3 separate regions of the Homo sapiens genome follow, and regions 2 and 3 are each linked to region 1. Evidence: read pairs that join two places in POLR2A ChIA-PET (ENCODE). Cell type or tissue: CD4-positive, alpha-beta T cell. All regions are shown on one strand. Links, peaks and the distances in the headings refer to the core of each region. The heading gives the core; the rest is flanking DNA.

Region 1 (4,000 bases), core at 1-4,000:
TTCTCTACATTATATGTTTTCTTAGTTCTTCTATTTTAAAAATTCCTTTTGGCATTTAGGAAGGTCTGTACCGTTATTTTAGTGGTTTCTTTTATAGTCTCCATTATCCCCTGCTTTCCTACTTAACCCTTTAGTATCTGTCCTGTTTCATTGTTGTTGTTTGTTTTGTTTTGTTTTGAGACAGGGTCTTGCTCTGTCACCCACGCCACAGTGCAGTAGCACAACAATCATAGCTCACTTCAGCCTTGACCTTCTGGGCTCAAGCTATCCTCATACTTCAGCCTCCTGAGTAGCTGGGACCACAGGTGTGAGCTACCACGCTTGGTTAATTTTTGTATTTTTTTAGAGACAGGGTGTCCCTATGTTGCCCAGCCTGGTCTCAAACATTTGGGCTCAAGCAATCTGCTCACCTCAGCCTCCCAAAGTGCTGGCATTATAGGAGTGAGTCACCATGCTCAGCTCTACTTAATTAATTAATTTATTTATTTATTTTCGAGATGGAGTCTTGTTTTGTCACCCAGGCTGGAGTGCAATGGTGCGATCTCTGCTCACTGCAACCTCTGCCTCCCGGGCTCAAGCTATTCTCCTGCCTCAGCCTCCTGAGTAGCTGGGATTACAGGCGCCTACCACCATGCCTGGCTATTTTTTGTATTTTTAGTAAAGAAGGGATTTCATCATGTTGGCCAGGCTGTTTTCGAACTCCTGACCTCAAATGATTCACCCACCTCGGCCACCCGAAGTGCTGGGATTACAGGCATGAGCCACTGTGCCCAGCCTCTACTTAATATTTTAACTGTTAAAATATTATTACTATTCCTCCACACTCATCTCCACCTTTTAGTCTTCAACTTACAATAAACTCTATTAAACGTATCAATATTTTTTCTGAAGTCTCCCGTCATCTCTTGGTTGTATAAAGTTCCTTTTCTAGTAGATTCCTCATGAAGAGCTCAAGGGTATAGAGTTCCTTGAGTTCTCACACGTTTAAAACGTGAAGGACAGCTTGACCAGATATAAAATTCTTAGTTCACAACTTTTATTCTATGAGTTTTTTAAAAATTCTCCACTTTGGTTGCCTTGCCTGTGTGATGCTTTTAAGAAGTCTGAGGTTGGCCGGGCATGGTGGTTCACGCCTGTAATCCCAGCACTTTGGGAGGCTGAGGTGGGTGGATCGCCTGAGGTCAGGAGTTTGAGACCAGCCTGGTCAACATGGTGAAACCCCATCTCTACTAAAAATACAAAAAAAAAAAAAAAAGCCAGATGTGGTGGCAGGTGCCTGTAATCCCAGCTACTTGGGAGGCTGAGGCAGGAGAATTGCTTGAACCTAGGAGGCAGAGCTTGCAGTTAGCTGAGTTTGTGCCACTGCACTCCAGCCTGGGTGACAGAGCCAGACTCCGTCTAAAAAAAAAAAAATTCCCTTGAATTATAGTTTTAAATCTTGGTTCTGTTCCATTCTTTTGTTTTTCTTCATCAAGGATTCCATTATGTATCTATATCTCTATGTATCTATGTATCTTTTTATATATTGCTGCTGCTTTGCGTATCTTTTAATTCAACCAGTTTCCGACCCTTTTTAGTTTTTTCTAATTTTATTTTTTAAAATTTTATTTTCTTTCTTTTACTTCCTTTATTTTCTCTCATTTTTATTCTCTTGGTTATATCCTGCCTTTCTTCAATTTACTTCATTATGCTTTGATTTGACTCTGTTTTCTCTCGGTCACCTTGTAATTTCAGCTTCCTCCCCGTGATACTTTTATTTTCCATTTTTTCCTTGAGCTTAATTAAGTCTCTTTTCTTACCGACATTTGTCCATTTATATGTTTTATTTTTGAATTTCTGATTCAAGGTGGTTTTTCAGATGCCCAAACACTCGTTTAAGGCTATTTAGCTGAAGTATTGTGTTACAGTTTTCTTCTGCTTGGTACTTGTTTATTTTTTTAGGGGTGATGGGAATTTTATCAGTTAAGATGCTCTTGTCTTCTCAAATGTGCAAACAAAGCTAAAAGATGCTCTCTTTTTCTTATAGAAGCAAATGTAGACGGTGTTCACCTATTCATTTCAGGATTTGGAGTGATTTGCAAGCTTTCTAGTTCAAGGGCGCCCTCTTCTGTCAGTATTGCACATTAGTTTTTTTTGTTTGTTTGTTTTTAGAATGTGCTCTGTGTGTGTGTCTGTGTGTGTGTGTGTGTGTGTGTGTGTACACACGTGCTGGGGAGAGGGATGTGGGTCCTCCAAGGTTTTTGTCCTCTTATCTTGCAGAACTCAACATTTCACTTTTGCTTCTTTTCCCTTATCCTCCAGTCTACAAATGACCCCTTTCCTTCTGCCTCCTGTCCCATAAGTCATATGCCTTTCAAAGAACACTGCCTTTGAATTGCATGCCCTTAAGTCCCTTCCTTGTAGTAAGTGCTCTGATTTACCAGGGCTTTTTTTCAGTATTTTTACAGTTAGGGTTACTTTCTCTTTTTTTGAGATACGGTCTCACTTTCACCCAGGCTGGAGTGCCGTGGCATAATCACAGCTAACTGCAGCCTCAAACTCTTGGGCTCAAGTAATCCTCCTGCCTCAGCCTCCCTGGTAGCTGGGACTACAGGCATGTGCCACCACACCCGCTATTTTTTTATTTTTTGTAGAGATGGGGGTCTCACTTTGTTGCCCAGGCTGGTCTCGAATTCCTGGGCTCAATTCATCCACCCACATTGGCCTCCCAAAGTTCTGGGATTATAGGCATTAGCCACTGCGCCCAGCCTGGGTTACTTTCTCTTTCTGGTAGGATTTTATTTATTTATTTATTTATTTATTTATTTATATTTATTTTTTGAGATGAAGTCTTGCTCTGTCACTCAGTCTGGAGAGCAGTGGTGTGATCTCAGCTTACTGCAACCTCTGCCCTCTGTGTTGAAATGATTCTCCTGCCTCAGCCTCCCGAGTAGCTGGGACTACAGGTGGTTACCACCACGCCTAGCTAATTTTTGTATTTTTAGTAGAGACGGGGCTTCACCATGTTGGCCAGGCTGGTCTTGAACTCCTGACCTCAGGTGATCCACCCACCTCGGCCTCCCAAAGTGCTGGGATTACAGGCATGAGCCACTGTGCCCGGCCTCTGGTAGGATTTTAGATCTATCTTAGGGTTACCACTATTTCCCTTTTCTGCAGTTTTTCTTAGACTGCCCTTGTTCTCTGTGAAAACTTGCAGCAAGAGTGTGAGAGACAGCTCACTGGAGATAGATTTTTTTTTTTTAATTTACAGATAATTTGAAGTCTAGGCATTCTGCTGATTCTAGTTGTGCTAAAGGTGTGGGTTTTGGTAGTGTTAGTTTTTTCTTCCTTCCTTCCTTCCTCCCTCCCTTCCTTCCTTCCTTCCTTCCTTCCTAGGATGTGTTGGGAAATTTGAATCGATATAGCCACCTTACCTTGGCTGTCCAGAAGTCTGTTTCTTGAATTTTATTCAATTTATAATGTTTTTGGCTTTAAGTATCAAAGATGCTGGTCTCAGATTGTCTTAGACAGCAGGGAAGTGCATTCCTGTACCTGTAGCAGGAAAACCAATGCAGGACGCCCCAGGGTTGGTGCATCAGGGCCCTGTCTGCAGTGTATGCTGGCTTCATCTTCAGGCGAGATGGCAGCAGCAGTTTCATGACCACAACAAAGGTTGTCTTAGATTGGGTTCCGTAGAAGCAGACCCTGATGTGGGGACTCTTGTGCAAGCGATTTATGAAATCCTCTCAGGAGAAATCTATAAGGAAGTGAAGGAAGCAGGGTATAATAGAAGAAGCAGCTGGTAAAATATGGTTTTAGAAGTCTAGTCTCAGCCTGATCCTGTGGGAAACTCTAGAGCAAGCATGGCACCACCGTATTTGTCCTGGAGGGAGCCAGAACAAGAGGGCTTGACTTTGACTTTTTTTTTTTTTTTTTTTTTTTTGAGACAGGGTCTTGCTCTGTCCCCCAGGCTAGAGTGCAGTGGAGCAATCTTAGCTCACTGCAAAGGGCTTGACTTTTA
Region 2 (5,652 bases), core at 980-4,979, 100 kb before region 1:
TCCCAGCAATTTGGGAGGCCAAGGCGGGCAGATCACCTGAGGTCAGGAGTTCAAGACCAGCCTGGCCAACATGGCAAAACCCCATCTCTACTAAAAATACAAAAATTAGCCAGGCATGGTAGCACGCACCTGTAATCCCAGCTACTCGGGAGGCTGAGGCAGGAAAATCGCTTGAACCCGGGAGGCGGAGGTTACAGTGAGCTGAGATCACACCATTGCACTCCAGCCTGGGCAACAAGAGTGAAACTCCGCCTCAGAAAAAAAAAAAAAAAAGAGACTCCATCTTGGTCATTGGGCTGTAGAGCTGGAAGGTGAGAGCCAGTGAGTGACCAAGGACCCCAGGGCAGAGGTGAGGACCATGGTGAGAGCTGGGGAGCCATAAGTGGTGGATCTACTAGTGGACAGGGAAACCACCACGGCCCATGTGGGGAAGGGCCCTGCTTGGGTCCCTGGGTGAGCAGGGCTAGGCCAGTGTGACCTTGAGGCTGCCCAAGGGTCAGGGGAATTCCGTCAGGAACACAGCTGGAGGCCTGAGGTCAGAGAATATTTATAGGGCCAGGACTGGGCAACTCAGGGGCGGGGGGGCCTTTAGGAAAACAAACTCTGGTTATGTCCTCAGGTGCCCCCCCTTTGCAGAGTGACCGTTAATCTGAGACCTCAGGCTATGCACCACCCTCCAAGGCCACTGGGTGGGCTGGGGCCCAACTGAGCTCAGCAGACCCTTAGGGCTCAGAGAAACATGGCATGGAACTGTAGGCAGGTGGACACCATCCCACTGGGCCAGGACAGAACTTTCCATCGGCAGATCCCAAGCAGGTCCCTGAGGCCCCAAGCCTGGCCTCTGGGGCTCCACTTCTCCCTCAGCTGTGTGACTCCTGACCTCTCTGAACTTCAGTGTATAAAATGGAAATAATAGCCCCAAACTTGGCAGGGCTGTGGTGAGGGGTAAATGGGAGAAAGGGCTTGGCGATGGTGGCCTCTATTAATAACAATTAATCTTTTATTATGATAATAACAGCAAGCTGACTGTGCTGAGCTGCCCCTTCTACCTGCCCAGACCTTCCCAGAAGGAAGGCCAAGAAGCTCCCCTAAGGGACAGGCCGACGGGCCCCTTCTAGTGTTACCAGGGCAAACTGACACCCCCACAGGGAAAGGCACATCCCTGCCCACCCCAGCCCCAATGCCTGCCCAGCCACCATCAATAATCCAGAGGCCAGGCCTGGGACACCTGAGCCTCTATTATCAATGATTCATGAACACCCTCCCTCCGACTCAAGTGAGCCTCACATTACAGGTCCCTTTCCTGCCTACTCTGCGGTCAGCAGATCCACACCTATGGTCAGGACAGGGCTGGCACCTGGTCCTCCAGGGTGATCTCTGCTGCCAACTTCCCAGGCCAGAAATGGGAAGAAGTGGGCTGCTCACAGGTGGAAGGAGGGCTAGGGGCAGCCCAGTCCCCAGTGACCCCCTCGGTGGGCCTGTCTCACTATGGGAAAGGAGGGAGTGAGGCAGCAGGGAAGGGGTATGGGGTGGCTAACTTCCTGGGATCTCCTCCACCAGGGCTGGAGGCTGGGAGGCAGCAGCTATGACCAGACAAAGGGGAAGGAAGAAGCTGGCCAGGAGGCAGTTCCCTCCTGTGGGGCTGAGTCATGAAGCCTGCCCGCCAGCTCCTCCTGGAGAAAGGCTGGCCCATCTGGGAGCCCTGGCCCTGACCCAGGCCCCTGCCTTCGCGGGGCCAGGGAAACCTTCTCAGGGCAGCCCAGCCACCAAGTGGCCACAACCGCACCAGGATTCAGGTGGTCAGGCAGGTCGATGGTGGCAGCCCCAGGCAGGGGATCCTAGTGTGGTGGGAGGGGTGGCTGATGGCCAAACCCGCCAGGCTGTCTGGGCAAACAGCCCGGGCCTTCCCCACAGGCCAGGCAGCTCTCTCAGGCCAGTGACAGAGGAGGACACTGAGCCCCAGGTAGAGTCAGGGCACCTGGCTCCCAGCCATTGCTTCTCTCACAGCCTGTCCAAGAAGGAAACTGGGACCCCTAGGGGAGGGGAGGGTGTGATGCGGGAATGGTGAAGCTTCCTAGGGCTGGGGGCTGGGGGTGGGAGCTGGCCTGGATTCTTTAGGGCCAGGACTCTCCCCACAAAACCCCATATCTGGACCTCTTCTCTGTCTGCAGCCTGGAGCTGGGATCTTCCAACCAGACTGAGGCAGACTCAGAAAGTCACAGTGGAAAATGGGAGGGAGGTCAGAGGTCAAGGTCAGATAGGCAGCTTTCTCCATCCCACGTAGAAGTCTCTGTTCCGGGTTTTCCCTAGCCTGGGGAGAGTGAGTGTCCTGGGAGGAGCAAAGGTCAGGGCCTTCTCCTAACACACATAAACAAGCCCATTCAAGTCAGACACATGCGGTATATGCATCCTTGGCAAAAATGCACACTGAGACGCGCTCCAACTGTGCACACACACAGACACCCACATACATGTGCACACTGCCATGAAACACTGATGTCTAAAGAGGGTCCTATGCGACCTACAGTGTCCATTCAAACAGTCACTAGTGCCAGTGCATGAATGACCCTAGATGTACACAAGCGAGTCACATCCAGAGGTGCACAGGCAGGACTGTACACGGAAGACGTGTGCACATGCGTGTACACCCACTCCCGGAAAGGAACAAAAATATACAGATGGGCACACACAGCCACATTCATCTCCAGGTAGGCACACAGATACTTCCACCCCAGTTGTGTACGTACACATACACCCACTCCCAGCTATGCACACCACGTCCGTACTCCCCCAGATGTGCCCACCCCAGGCGACCCGCGGCTGCAAAAGAGAACAGGAAGCTTTCTCCCGGCTGGTGTGGGGTGGAGGGAGGGGCCGAGAGCCGGGGGGGGGCGCTTCCGAGAGCCCAGACCGAGGCCCCCTGCCCGCCCGCCATCCGCCCTCACCGTGGATGCCCGTTTGGTGCGCCATGGCTCGGCGCTTCGCTCCGTCCGCGCCGTCGGAGCCCTCCGCTTGACCCTGGCCCGGCAACGCTCGCTGGACCAAGAGAGGTGGAGGATGTGGCGGAGGCTGTCGACCCTCGCGCAGCTTCCCGGGCGGTGCCGCAGGACCCGCCCCCAGCGGCGCCCCGCCCCCGACAGGCGCGGCAGGGAGGCGGGGACTCGGGGCCGCGCGTGCGCGCAGCCTGCGCCTCGGTCCGGGTGGGTCTAAGGATGATGATTGATCCGCCGTGCGCACGCCAGCGCGTTCCTCTGTGGCAGGAGAGGGGGGCCTGCGTGTGACCGAGCGTGCGTGGGAGGACGCGCGTGTGTGTCTGTGCGCCCTGATCACGGTGGTCTGTGGGTGGGGCGGATCGTGCGCGCGCGCCCGATCTGTGCGCCCCAAGCCAGGTGGGTCTCCGAATAGGAGTGGGTCCCAGCGTACACGGGTTTGCACCCAGGAAGGGGTCTGCTTGTGGGTGGGCGCGCCAGCTCTTCCCCAGGGGCCGTTTCTTGAGCGCCTCCCGTGGGGTCCTGGGCACCTCGGGGTGATCATGGCCGCTAGGCTTTGCCCTCACGGGCCTAGGCCCGCCTTCACCCACTAGATGGAGTGTATGGTGGTGAGAGCCCGCCGAGACAATGTGAGGGGCTGCCAGGAGAAGGCGAAGATTGGAAACCTAGAGGGGAGAATGAAACAGCCCAGCAGAGTGGAGGGAAAAGTTTTCTTTCTTTTTCTTTTTCTTTTTTTTTTTTTTTGAGATGGAGTTTCCCTCTTGTTGCCCAGGCTGAAGTGCACTGGCGCGATCTCGGCTCACTGCAACCTCCGCCTCCCGGGTTCACTCCTGCCTCAGCCTCCCGAGTGGTTAGGATTACAGGCATGCACCACCATGCCTGGCTAATTTTGTATTTTTAGTAGAGACGGGGTTTCTCTATGTTGGTCAGTCTGATCTCGAACTCCCGACCTCAGGTGATCTGCCCGCCTCGGACTCCCAAAGCGTTGGAATTACAGGCGTGAGCCACTTACTAGTCCCAGCCAGAAAGGTTTTCTGAGAAGAGGGCACTGCATGTGCAAAGGCCCAGAGGTTGAAAGAGGGCCAGAGCCTGGTGAGGAACTTCCCATGTCCTAATGACCTTCTGTGTCTATATCCAGCAGCCTTGCCTTACTGGTACCAGTACCTGCCTGCTGCTACCAACTAGTCAACATGTGGCATCTTCCAGGCCACTGTGATGAGTCAGGGATGAGCATCTGACTCTGGTTGGTCCAATCAGCTTGTCCAGGGACTTTGGCTGGGAAGATTGGAAAGGAGGCCAGCTTTTTGGGCTGGGGTTGCTGAGAGATGTGATGATGAAATGTGTGGCCTACCTGGCATCTGGCCCCAGCTTCAGCTCCATTTACTGTCTTGCTCCCCACCCTCACTAGCCTGCATTGAGGCCTCCTCTGTGCCCCCCAACCCCTGAGTTTCTCATCCCCAGAGAGCCCAGCTACACAGAATTGAAGGGTTTTCTCATTCATCTTCCTGCGCTCACCCTGAAGACTGGGCCTATGTCATCTGCTAACCACTGTCCCCCCAGCACTCACAGTGGAAAATGGAGTGTTATGCAGCCCTGCAGCTTGCCTTCTAGAACAGTTCACAGGCAAGGCCTCCCACACTGAACCCTGCTACAGCCAGATGGTGCCAGCAACACAGAGCTACTTGTTACATCAGCTCAGACTAAGCCACACCCACAGGAGCATCTGGTGATTCCACAGAACCACAAGAGACTTGACCTCCTGGAAATGAATTAACCAAGATTAATGAAAAAGATTAAGGTCATGTGCCCTGTAAAAATGTCCCTCACTGGATGAACTGTGACAAAGTAGGGTACTGCGTGGTCTCCCCAGCTGACCCTCTCCATGGGTCATTCTTTGCTTTTATCACTACCTGGCACAAATCTTTACGTATTTGTTTATCGTCTTCCCTCCACCAGTAGTTAGGTGTTTGCCCTTGCTGTATCCCCTGTGCCTAGAACAGTGCCCAACATTGGCAGGTGGCCAATAATTGCAAAATAAGCAAATGTATGAATGAACCATTAGATGCTTTGTGTTGTATACTTACTACCTGCTGGGCACATTTATTTAATCCTCATGACAGCCCCTGAAGTAGGTGTTACTTTTTCCATCTTACAGATAAAGACTCTGAGGTTTGGAGAGGTGAAGTGATTTGATCAATGTCACATGGTAGTGAGTGAGGCCAAGAATCATAGTTTCATTTTATTCGAGAAGTTGGGGGCCAGGTACAGTGGCTCATGCCTGTAATCCTAACACTTTGGGAGGCCAGGGTGGGAAGATCTCTTGAGCCTAGGAGTTTGAGACCAGCCTGGACAACAACATGGTGAGACTCCATCTCTACAAAAAAAAAAAAAAAATTATTTTAAAATTAGCCAGGCATGGTGATGTACACCTGTAGTTCCAGCTACTTGGCTGAGACAGGAGGACTGCTTGAGGCCAGGAATTCAAGACCAGCCTGGTAAAGATGGCAAGACCCCATCTCTACATATATATATCTATAGATAGATAGATAGATTAATAGATAGATATGTATTAGCCAGGCACAGTCACACATGTTTGTAGTCCCAGCTACTTGGGAGGCTAAGGCAGGAGGATCACCTGAGCCCAGGAGTTAAGGGCTGCAGT
Region 3 (5,652 bases), core at 625-4,624, 120 kb before region 1:
GTGCAGTGGCTCACACCTGTAATCCCAGCACTTTGGGAGGCCGAGGCAGGAGGATTGCTTGAGCCCAGGAGCTTAAGACCAGCCTGGGCAACGTGGTGAAACCTGGTCTCTACTAAAAATATAAAATTTAGCTGGGTGTGGCCTGTAGTCTCAGCTACATGGGAGGGTGAGATGGAGCACCTGGTCCCAGAAGGTTGAGGCTGCAGTGAGCTGTGATCCCACCATTGCATTGCACTCCAGCCTGGGTGACAGAGCAAGACTGTGGCAAAAAAAAAAAAAAAAAAAAAGGTCAGGCTTGGTGGCTCACGCCTATAATCCCAGCATTTTGTGGGGCTGAGGCGGGAGGATCACTTGCATCCAAGAGTCTGAGACCAGCCTAGGCAACATAGTGAGATCCTGTTTCTACAAAAAAATAAAAAATTCGCTGAGTATGGTGGTGCACCCCTGTGGTCCTAACTACTCAGGAGGCTGAGGTGGGAGGATCGCTTGAGCCCAGGAGGTCAAGGCTGCAGTGTTCATGCCACTGCACTCCAGCCTGGGTGACAGAGTGAGACCTTGTCTCAGAAAGAAAGAAGAGAGAGAGAGAGAGAGAGAGAGAGAGAAAGGAAGGAAGGAGGGAGGGAGGGAGGAAGGAGGGAGGGACGGAGGGAGGGAGGGAGAGAGGGAAGGAGGGAGGGAGGGAGGGAGGTGGCTTGCCTAGGTGTCCCTTTAATATCAGAATGGAGAGACCCAGCAAGCACCTGTAGGTGGAAAGAGAAAGGAGTGGATTCTCCTGTCTGTGGCTCCCAGCTCCCTGCTGCAGGGATGCACCCACAGGCCTTCCCCTCCCGACCCTGAACCAGCCTTCTCCGCTTGGCACAGGCATGGCCACCAGAGGGCGCAATCACCCCTCCACCTTTGCTGCAATTCATTCTACCGTTTTGGAATGAACAGTCCCCATAGCTGCTGCCACTCAAGACTTTGCTGAGCGCCAGAAAGGAACCAAGCCTGCAGCTTCTCTGCCCTCAAGGCATTCCAGTCCAGTAGGCGAGGGAGACAGACAACCTGAGACCCATACACAACAAAGGGGTGCTGCCAAGTCTGTCAGGTGCTGCCCGGTTCTGCATGGGAAAGGTAGGGCAGGGCATTCTGGGAGGGGCTAAAAGAGGCCCCTACTCTCTGGGAAGGACCAAGACCACATCCAGTGACCATCATCAGACTCCCCAGAGAACAGAGCTTAGCAGCTTCCTCCCCTGCAGACCTCTGTCCCGTCTTTATGGCAATTTTCCCTAAGCTGCTTCGTGGAGGCCTGGAGAATTCTCCCTTCCCTCCTCCTGTCCATGCCTCCAGTGAGCTCAGAGTTAGCCATCTAGCCTTCGGTAGCATTTATTGAGTGCCTGCTCTGTGTCAGGTGTGGGGTGAGGGAGGCGAGCAGGGGAGGGTCAGACCAGGCAGGCAGAGGTGAGGTGAGTGTGGAGGTGGCACCGTGCAGGATTCCGGCTCACGGCTATTCGGCCGTGGGTCCCTGGCAGAAGTTCCGGTTATAGAAGTGGTGGTTGTCCCTGGTCAGGGCCATGCCCAGCTGGGCCCAGAAGCTGCGCTGACCACTGGGCTGGTGGGGCCAGAGGAGGACACTCTGGCGGCAGAGGCGCTGGCGCAGCCGCACGTAGCGGGAGCGGCGGCCGTCAGGGCTCAGGATCACCAGCACCACGACGTCCTTGCGGTCCTCCAGCAGGCGCTGCTGGGCCAGCAGGAAGCTGGCGCGCAAGAGACCACTGACCCGGTCCGTGTGGGCCAGCACAAACAGCGTCTTGCGGCTGCCATAGACCGAGGCCCACAGGTTCTCAAAGAGGGTTTTGCCAGGCAGCCAGTCGCGTTCCTCCAGGCACAGGCGGAGTGCCCAGCGCCCACGGCACTCCTCCAGCTGCCCCCGAAGCTCGTTGTACACCCAGTCTGCCACTGCGCTCTGCGTTTTGTCGAAGACCACGAAGGCATCGTAGGGCAGGGCATCCTCATCTCGCCCACTTTGCCGCCCCCGCCAGGGAAGCCAGGCCAGGCACAGGTGGAAGCAGTACCAGAGGTCCCAGCCACAGAGGTGATGCAGCATGGGCACACCCAGGCCCAGAGCCACAGCCAGCAGCGAGAGGGCGAAACAGTCCCAGGAGAGGGCCTCATCCAGGCAGAGGCGCAGGTCCTGTGCAAAGATGCTGAGGCCCTGGAGCTGGCCCGGACTGCCACACTTCACCCGGCTGGGCAGACCGGGCACGGCAGCCTGCACCTCCAGCAGGAAGTCCATAAAGGCCGCCCCACAGGCGCAGTGCAGAGGGTTGGCGCTTACATCTAGTATTTGCAGGGCACTCGCCAGGGGCCCAAACCAGGAGTGGTCCACTGTCTTGAGGGCGTTGGCGCTAAGGTTGAGCTCTCGCAGCTCCTTGGCCTTGGAAAAGAAGCCGGGGGCCACGAAGCTGATGCTGTTGCAGCTGACATCCAGCCTCCGGAGCCGGGTGCCAGCAGGCAGGCTGCCATTGGTCAGGGCCTTCAGCTGGTTTCCTGCCAGGTCGAGGACTTCCAGTTTGGGCAGGAAGTGGAGGCTCCACCACTTAAAGAAGGCCAGGTAATTGTCACGGAGACGCAGCACCTGTAGGCTCTTGGGGAGGTTGCGCAGGGTTTGGGGCAGGAGGGTGTGCAGGCGGTTCTGGGACAAGTCCAGCCAGATCAAACCGCTCAGGCCTTGGAAGAAGTGCAGATAGAGGTCTCCCTCGGCCCACATATGGCCCAGTGCATTGCCGCTGAAGTCCAGGGCCCGCAGCGACGTACTGCAGAGCTGCTGGGACACTTGGCTGTGGATGTTGTTGTGGGCCAGGCTGAGGTGGCGCAGGGTGCGCAGGTGAGCCACGAAGCTGAAGTTGTGGCCCACGCCCTGCATGCCAAAGGGCTGGCTGTTGTAGCTGAGGTCCAGGGCCTCCAGTCGCGGTAGCTCCGTGAATGAGTGCTCGTGGTAGAGGTCCAGCTTATTGTGGGACAGGTCTAGCACCTGCAGACCGGTCAGCGGCAGGAACTGGGAGCCATTGACTGCCTGCGAGATGCAGTTGTGGCTCAGGCGCAGGCACTGCAGGTGCGAGAGCTGGGCAAACATCTCCGGCTGCACGGTCACCAGGTTGTTCCGTGACAGATCCAAGGTGAAGTTGAGGGTGCTGCAGTTGGGCCTGAAGTCTTCAGAGCTGGGAGTGTCCACTGGGGCCGGAGCAAGGTCCCCAGGCTGCAGCCAGACCTTCTCCCCTCCATCTGCCTCCCCCATGGTGGCTGTCAGCTCCGAAGCTCCGCTGATGCGGTTGTCCGACAGGTCCACGTAGCGCAGGCCAGGGAAGGCCCTGAAGATGCCGAGCTGGGCCTGGTTGATGAAGTTCATCTGCAGACGCAGAGTCTGGAGCATGGGCAGGCGGGCCAGTGGCCGGAGCGTGGTCTCATCGAGTGAGCGGAAGAAGATGCCGTGCATGTCCAGCTCCTTCAGGGCGACCAGGCTCCCGAAGGAAGGGGCCAGAGACAGGTGGGCAAAGGACACCCTCTTTTGGTAATTGAAGGACAGGTTAAGCTTGCGCAGCTGTGTTAGGCCCTGGAAGGCCTTGGTTTTAGTGATGCATTTGTAGAGGAAGTTCTCACTCAGGTCCAGCACTCGGAGGTTTCCCAGCCCACGGAACCAACTGGCATTCAGCCAGGAGAGAGAACTGTCCTTCAACACCAGGCCTTCAAGACGGCTCAGGTGGCTGAAGGTATCGGGATGTAGCTGGGGGAAGTGACGAGGGCACTCCATGCAGGGGTTGGGAGCGTGGTCGCAGCGGCGGCAATTTCCGCCCACATCGAGCACACGCAGGGCGGTCAGATTGGCCAGGTCCTCAGGCGCCAGTTTGACGATGCGGTTGTAGGACAACAGCAGATACTCCAGGCTGGAAGGCAGGTTGCGGGGCACCACAGTGAGGTTGTTGTACTTGAGTGACAGGTGGGTGAGGTTGCCCAGGCCAAGGAGGGCACCCGGGGCCACCTCCAGTGCCTGCCTGCAGGGGTTCTTGTAATAACAGTTGCCGTCCATGAATAGGAAGCGCAGGGCATGCAGGCCGGCGAGGCTGGCAGAGTCTAGCATCAGGATGTTGGTATGGCTGAGGGACAGGGATATGAGGGATTTGGGCAGCGCAGGCACAGTCATGATGTTGTTGTAGCTCAGGTTTAGCTCTTCCAGGGTGGGCACAGCCAAGAAGGTGCTGGGCTCGATGGTCATGTGGCAGGGGAAGTGCATGGGGCTGAGGCCAACCGGCGGGCAGTTCCACTTGAGGTTGAGATGCCGCAGGCTGGGCAGGTGGGCAAAGTCAGAATCATGGAGGTGGTGGATGCGGTTGGAGGACAAGGAAAGGCTGGTGACATTGCCACGGGGTGCTGCCATGGAGAAGTGGGGCACAGACTTCAGGAACAGCCAGTTGCAGTTCACCAGGCCGTGGGGCTGGAGCTCACAGGGTAGGAAGGCAGGCAAGGTACCCAGGGCCAGGGTCATGGCCAGCATGATGGCCTGCACCAGGAGAGACAGCGGGTGCAGGGCGCTGCGGCAGAAACCCTGTGGGGGTGGGAGGGCTGTGTGAGTGGCCGGCCCCCAGCTCTACCTCCACCCACTCCACTTCATGGGCATCTTCTAGCATCTTCCAACCCCTCTCTCCAAGCCCTACCTGCAGAAGTTCTTCCTGGCTGCCAAGCCCCATTCCCATCCCCCATGGCTTGTGGGGAACCTGAACTCAGTCTCAGACCCAGTCTTGGACTCAGAATTAGGCTTCAGAACCAGGACTGAGACCTAGAATCCAGACTTATGATCTACAGCTTTCACTTAACCAATCCCTGGCTATACCAGGCCAGGCAAGGTGGCCCACGGCCCCCCCTGGTCTCTCCCCGACTTTCCCTTCCTGCTCCTGAGCAAGGTGGCAGCTGGCTCCCTCCCCTCCAGCTGCCCTGAAATCCGCTCTCTGCCCTCCACCAGCCACCCCACAACCCCTTCCTTTTCCTTCGGCCAAGATTCAGGCAGGTGTGAGAGTCTCCCACTATGGCCCAGGCCGGCTGCCTCCCAGGGACCCTGGCCAGAGGGCACTGCACAGCTCCATCACTCTCTGCCTGCCTCACCTAGCCCGAGAGCCTTTGCCTTATGGGTCAGAACAGATGGAGAGAGGGGTGGCCTGCAAAGTGCCAGACAGAGCCAGCCCCAAGCTACAGGCCCAGTGAGACCCAAACCCAGGCTCCAGCCCCAGCTCCATCAGTGCCTCAGTCTCCTCGTCCCCTCTGGGGGTTTGGGTCTCATTGCTCAGAAGAGGGCTTCAGTGGCTGGGCACGGTGGCTCACACCTGTAATCCCAGCAGTTTGGGAAGCCGAAGTGGGCAGATCACCTGAGGTCTGGAGTTCAAGACCAGCCTGACCAACATGGAGAAACCCTGGCTCTACTAAAAATACAAAATTAGCCAGGCATGGTGGCGCAAGCCATAATCCCAGCTACTTGGGAGGCTGAGGCAGGAGAATCACTTGAACCCGGGAGGTGGAGATTGCAGTGAGCTGAGATCAAGCCACTGCACTCCAGCCTGGGCAACAAGAGCGAAACTCCGTCTCAAAAAAAAAAAAAAAGAAAAAAGAAGAGGGCTTCGGCTC

Evidence for each region. Peaks named below come from ENCODE experiments on the same cell type or tissue, not always from the same donor. Only the 100,000 strongest peaks of a DNase experiment are listed, where the experiment ranks them.
Region 2: POLR2A ChIA-PET joins it to region 1 with 10 read pairs; 16 of 35 experiments call an interaction of 5 or more read pairs at or near these places.
Region 3: POLR2A ChIA-PET joins it to region 1 with 13 read pairs; 16 of 35 experiments call an interaction of 5 or more read pairs at or near these places.

Annotation. Positions count from the first base shown.
Region 1 is chr3:52,337,633-52,341,632 of GRCh38, forward strand. All of the region lies in intron 8 of DNAH1 (dynein axonemal heavy chain 1), which reads left to right. Among named protein-coding and RNA genes, the nearest start is that of DNAH1, 23 kb to the left of the region's middle. In CD4-positive, alpha-beta T cell, for the core only: a CTCF peak has its summit at 2,086 (motif pointing left); a DNase peak (open chromatin) is centred at 2,129.
Region 2 is chr3:52,236,047-52,241,698 of GRCh38, forward strand. TWF2 (twinfilin actin binding protein 2) reads right to left here and starts at 3,112. Exons shown (of 9, transcript NM_007284.4): 1 at 2,946-3,112. The coding sequence starts at 2,970. TWF2-DT (TWF2 divergent transcript) reads left to right here and starts at 3,192. Exons shown (of 2, transcript NR_135307.1): 1 at 3,192-3,389; 2 at 4,129-5,051. RefSeq lists enhancers at 703-1,244, 1,245-1,787, 3,695-3,744, 4,398-4,587, 4,786-5,314 and a silencer at 2,755-3,274. In CD4-positive, alpha-beta T cell, for the core only: a CTCF peak has its summit at 3,559; DNase peaks (open chromatin) are centred at 3,205, 3,585, 4,195, 4,665 and 2 weaker places; H3K4me3 peaks cover 3,213 bases; H3K27ac peaks cover 3,320 bases.
Region 3 is chr3:52,219,731-52,225,382 of GRCh38, forward strand. It overlaps TLR9 (toll like receptor 9), which reads right to left. Exons shown (of 2, transcript NM_017442.4): 2 at 1,350-4,582. The coding sequence ends at 1,487. Among named protein-coding and RNA genes, the nearest start is that of TLR9, 3.1 kb to the right of the region's middle. In CD4-positive, alpha-beta T cell, for the core only: CTCF peaks have their summits at 859 (motif pointing right) and 1,060; DNase peaks (open chromatin) are centred at 881, 1,431, 1,791 and 2,541; H3K4me3 peaks cover 1,412 bases; H3K27ac peaks cover 839 bases.